Linked DNA regions of Mus musculus: region 2 is linked to region 1. The links are chromatin loops, found by intact Hi-C in ENCODE. Cell type or tissue: left cerebral cortex. All regions are shown on one strand. Links, peaks and the distances in the headings refer to the core of each region. The heading gives the core; the rest is flanking DNA.

Region 1 (2,914 bases), core at 257-2,756:
TTAGTTCTGTTGGTCCCCAATCCTGCTTCCTGAGTCTTTACTCCCCATTAATGTAATAATACGCACTTCTGGTTCTGTTTGGGGAAAAACTAACTCAAGACCGCCATCAAGATAAGTGAGAAGAGACTTACCACACAGGCACAAGGAGTTGTGTCTGAGCCTCAGACCCGATGTTCATTTGTTTCCTGTTCACTTATTTATTTACTGTAATCAGCTTGATGGGCCACTAGATACCACTGGAATCTACTCTGGGATGCTGGAGCGAGGCCCAGAACTGGACTTAGCATTATATGCTTACACTAGGAAAGTGGAGACTGATGGATAGATCCCTGTCCCATCTAGTAGGTGAGATCAGAGTAGTGAGAGATCTCATTTCAAAAGCCCAAGTTTGGTTCCCAGCACCCACACCCACATCAAACAGTTCACAACCACCTATAAGATCAGCTCCAAGGGATTTGACACAGGCACCTCTAGTCACTGCACACAGACACATCATTAAAAATAATAAAACTTTTTAAAGTTAAAAAACAAAACAGATGGCTACCGTGGAACAATACCCAAAGTTGACCTCTCTGGCTTACACACACACACACACACACATACACACACACACACACACACACACACACACACACACACACACACACAGGGGGAGGGTGGAGAAATGAGAATGATAATTCAATAATTCTTTACCTCAGGAAATGATACACCATTGATACTCCTTTTATTGGCTAAGAACAGATTTAGCCACCATGAGGAACAAGGAACCTGGGCCGGAAACACCCGTAGGTTAACATAATTCTCTTGTACAGAACCAAGGTCAGCTTTGGATTCACCTGGACTACTGAAATGGTCACATGTCTGCATCGCACCACACTTGTTTTTTTGAGTAAATCCAAGTCATATATTAGTAACGGAAAATAAATTGAGGCTGAGAAGAAAACACAAATTTCTACAGAGACATCAGAGTATCAGCTATGAAGCCTAAAAAAATTCATAGGTTTCTACATCAATATTCCTCTTCAGAACATAATAATGTGGTTTAAAAAAAAAAGAATACAGTTGTCAGCAGGAAAAACCAAAAACAAACAAACCCCAGACAAACAAACAAATAAACAAACAAAGTAATGGCCTTGTTCTTTCGTCTCCTTGGTTAGCAAGGGTGATGCTGATTCCAGTCAGTCCATCACTGGATAAACTTCAAGTATAACTGGCCACATCTGTGGCTGCCCATTAAAGTCCAGGACTTTTAACATCCCTGCTCCCTCAAACAGCCTTCTGACGGTAACTCAGCAGCTGGTGCAGAGGGAGCAGAGGTATTTCCCCCTTCATCTTCTCCCTCAATTGCCAATAAAGCAAACAGCCTTCCTATTCGGGGTGCCTGTGTCATCCAAGTGGAGATTAGAAAAGGGTTTCCTTTCTTGTTCTTCCTTTCTGCTCGTTCACTATGACAACTGTAAATGACATCTCAAAGATGCCATCTGCCTGTAGCCTGTGCCATGTTCTGCACAGATGGGACCCAGATCTGATTATAGCGATGCCAGATATTCCATCCCAAAGAGAAGCCTACCCAAGCTGATGTCTTCCCCCATCAAGTTCTACAAACAGATTGAAAAGACTTTTTTTTTGTTTTTTTTTACAAAAATCCCAGGTGTCAAATGCCTGCATTAATGCTGCCCTTTGAATATACAACACTTGGCAAAATGTACGCTAATTCTAACTATGCCATTAATTGAAAAACGCATAGGGACTGACAAGATAATTCAGTGGATAAAGGCACTTGCCAGCAAGACAATGACCTGAGTTTGATCCCCAAAACCCTGAGGAGGAAACATACTCTCACAAGTTGGATTCTGACCTCTACACGTGCACAGTGGCATACATGCACCTACACATACACACAACCAAGTAAACAAATGCCATAAAAATTGAAAACAAGGAAAAAAGAAAAAAAAACCATACGAAAGTCTTTTTCGGACTGGTGTCCTCTTCCATTTACTGCCCATGATTTACAGAATTGTTACTGGATGGCAAGCATCCACCTGTGTCAAACACTGGACTGTGAAGAGGATTAGACCACCAGTTCTTCCTTCAAGGAGCATGTTGCCTAATGGACGGAGCAGTCACTGCTGCAGGCAACTGAGAGCTCAGTAGCATCATCGCAGGCTCCACACAAATACGGAAGGGCACAAAGAAGGAAGGCCTGGAGGACCTGGGAAACTGAGTTTCATAGTGGGCACTGCCTTGGGGCATAAGTGGCTGTAGAGTAGAGGGCAGAGAGAACAGCGAGTCTGGACATCAAGGCTAGCGAGGCGGGGAAGAGGAGTGAGGGAGAAATGTCAGCTAGGTACAGAGCGAGGCTGCAGAGGAAGCACAGGCTGCACCCGGGGAAGGGCTTGCCTGCCAGACGGAGGACAGACACCCCTCCTCCGAGCAGAGGCAAGCTGCAGGGTAATGAGGGGGACAGTTTTCCATCTGAAAGGAAGCACCAGGGTACAGAAGAACCGGAGGTCATAAAATAGAATCTAATGCCATTTCCTCCACGACAACTATGTCAGGCTCAGACTGCTCTTCCCAGGCCTGATCTCATTTGCCCCGTAGCCATAAGAAGCAATAATAAAAACAATAAGAATGAACACTTATTAAGTTATAACTATGGACCAGAGAGTATGTACAGGACTTTACCCTTCAAAATAACCTGATGGCTGGACAGAGCCATGTCCATTTTATAGTCCCAAGGCTTGGATGCGAAGTAGCCTGCAAGAGTCAGGCGGCATGAGGGACAGAGTCCAGACTCGCAATGAGACGTGTCAGACCCCACTGTTAGGAGCATCCGCACTAAACTGGTCAAGAGGCAACAGGATGAAAGCGGGGTGCTGTATTATAAAACAAGAAACAACTCTGAAGGAGGTGA
Region 2 (2,914 bases), core at 262-2,761, 79 kb after region 1:
TAAAAGCCAGGTGTTCAAGGAGCTGGCCAGTGGTGTAGCACCTGACTGTAATTTCAGCGTTCTGCAACCTGAGATAGAAGGATCTAAGTCCAAGGCCGACCTGGGCCGCATAGTAAGGATTCTGTCTCAAAACTATGCAAACACCAGTACCACCGCCAAACGGTCATTGTTCTGCCCCCTGTTCAGGAGGCCTTGGAGGCACGGATATTAGTTACATGGTACTGGTCCAAAGTGGAGGGTGGGGGCCATGCCCACCCACAGAAATAAGCTTTCATTGGCAGTAAGCCACAGTTTACTGTTGTATCAGCATCATGTAGATTCTTTAAGCTCCTCTCTAGACTCCACCAGAGCTTCTTCCCTTTCTGAGGTTCTATAAGCCCGGTTCTTCTAACACCTTGTGAGAGCCCGCTTACTTATCTTGCCCCAACTAGCCAGGACCTGGGTGCCGTGTCTTATTCAAGTTTTCATCAAGAATGTCCATAGCACGTTAGCTACTTGACAGATGCTGAGCGAAGGCATCCGTGGCCAAACACTTCTCAAGTTTATAGTCAGATGCTTTTCCATCTAATAGCACCTGGGGTGTGACTGTACTGGTCACACCAAGGTTATTTCCTCCCTGGTGTCATCTCCACAGTACCTTAAACAAAAGATCACCTCCCTTGAAATAGGTCCACGGTCTCTGCAAATTCAGATACTTGTAGCTGTGTTCTTTATACAGTTGCTGGTAATCAGAAGACAGATTCTGGCAGATGACATTAAATTTTAGTCACAAACGAAAAGAGAAACAGTGACATTTCCACAGCTGGAAATTTCAAAAAGGTCACTTGCCACTCTGACGCCACAATTGCAATGTTTGTTTACATTCTCACTGTCCATACTGCTGGAGACGTTAACAGGGTCAACACAGAAAGGCTGGCTGGGTAAATGACTTATCTAACAAAGGGGGACTTAACCATTTCTCTGAATGTTTATTACTGGGCACAGGGATTCTTAGTCATTGGGTCAGCAGGCTGCACATTCAACGCTCAGACTGAAGAACAGCAAGAAAATAGTTTGATTGTATTTTGAAAACTCTTTTTTTCCCCAACACAAAATACAGAGATTTGAATGTAAGGCGCTAGGCTGGCAGGTACGTGGCTGACGTGGGAGGAGAGCTAGTTCAGCAGCCGCAGAACCAGGTGGCACTGGGCAGATAGATGACAGCCAGGGAGTGCTGCTCATGTGAAGGGCTTGGCGCCATATGGCTGCAGCTACAAATGAAAGTAAGTGCTGTTTTAAGGCAACTGCAGGCTTTAATTTTAAAAGCAAATTTTGACTTTTGAATCATTATACTACAGCAAAAAAATATTTAAAGGGCCAAGGGAATGGTTCAGTGAATAAGAGTGCTTACTGTGAAAGCAAGAGGATGTGAGTTCTAGTCCCCAGCACCTATGCAAAAAGCTAGGCATGGTCATGTGTGCCTGTAACCTCCAGCATTGGTATGTGAAGACCAGTGGATTCCAAGAGCTCACAGGCTACAAGTCCAGTAAAAGCCCTGGGCTCCAAATAAGTAACAAAGGTGGAGAGAGAATGGCTGACCACTCCTCTGGAGTCTGTATGTGCACACATGAGTACACATGCATACAGTACACACACACACACACACACACACACACACACACACACACACACACAAATAAGGTAGGAGGTGATAGAGGAAGATTCCTGACATCCTCTTCTGGCCTCCGTATGCATACACGTGCATACACAAAGTAGGAGGCTTCAATTAAAGAGATGAAAATAAAACAAAACAATCAAAAAAAAAAAAAACAAAAAAAATTCTTTTCAGAAGCTTGGCCTATGAAGGGTAAAGAGAGCAACGGAGAACAAGGAAGTCAGCAAGGGAGCCTGGAGGTTTATGCTTTAAGCTGGGAGAAGCCTGAGCATATTTTAAAGACTGGTAGGCTAATCCAGAAGAGCTTCAGGGATGGAAAGTGCATAGAGGGATGGAGAGTGCATACAGGGATGGACAGTGTGGGGTATCTGACATGAGCAATGCAGATGTTTCATTTTCTCACAGTTCTGGAAAGTAGGAAGTTCCAGGTCAAGGTGCTGGGTTTGGTGAGGGATTTTATCTTCATGTGACAGAGAAGAAAGGCGACAAGAGTAGAAGACAAAGTTCAGAAGGCTAAACCAGGCCCCTGGTGTAAGATCCTTACACCAGATCTACATTGGTGCCACCAATGCAAGGAGTCCTCCCCGGCACTCCACCAAACACATTACAGCCTTGCTCTGTAACACCTAGATGACAGGATTTATAGATGGGATAGAACGAGATCTCTTGAGTAGAGGAGAAGGTGAACCTGAGAAAGGGGCAGACAGCAGGAAAACGGATCAGTAAGATGTGACTTGAGATCTTCACCCTGACTGTGGAAGTAGATGCTCTCAGTGTTCAGATTTGAGACAAATACTCCACTATGTTATTCAGTCTTCAACTCACTGTGGAAGTCAGTCATGTTGGGTGGGTCTATCTGGTAGCCCTTTATAGTCTTTTCCCTTTGTTTCTAACACAGAAAATGGAGATCCGTGTATAAAGTCATTTATTCACATATCTGTGGAGCTGCTGAACAATATATAGTCTTGCCAACACCAGTATTTGTGGGGTTCCCTGCTTGCAAAAAAAATTGTAACGCATAAGTCAATACTCAGGGTTCTTGTTCGGTAATTCACGACATGCACGGTGACTTAAAAAACAATTTGGCCTACCCAACATACACATTCCTAGATGATGTGGGACAGGGTGACTTGCTTGGCATTATTTCAGACCTGGCATTAACAAACGTTCCTTCTCATAGCCATTGTCATGTTCTTGCTTTTTTTTTCTTGTTTTTACAATTTACAACACCCCCCAAGGGAAGTGCTGAAGTGCTGGCTA

The links. A loop is a pair of places that touch in the nucleus more often than their neighbours do. Peaks named below come from ENCODE experiments on the same cell type or tissue, not always from the same donor. Only the 100,000 strongest peaks of a DNase experiment are listed, where the experiment ranks them.
Region 2: it touches region 1 in a loop (4-fold over the local background); 7 of 42 quality-filtered maps call a loop at or near these places.

Annotation. Positions count from the first base shown.
Region 1 is chr4:59,382,499-59,385,412 of GRCm38, forward strand. The region is part of intron 6 of Susd1 (sushi domain containing 1); the gene reads right to left. Among named protein-coding and RNA genes, the nearest start is that of Susd1, 55 kb to the right of the region's middle. In left cerebral cortex, for the core only: no CTCF peak of the experiment used is centred there; DNase peaks (open chromatin) are centred at 1,491 and 2,247; H3K27ac peaks cover 1,165 bases.
Region 2 is chr4:59,461,497-59,464,410 of GRCm38, forward strand. No RefSeq gene overlaps it. Among named protein-coding and RNA genes, the nearest start is that of Susd1, 24 kb to the left of the region's middle. In left cerebral cortex, for the core only: no CTCF peak of the experiment used is centred there; a DNase peak (open chromatin) is centred at 1,212.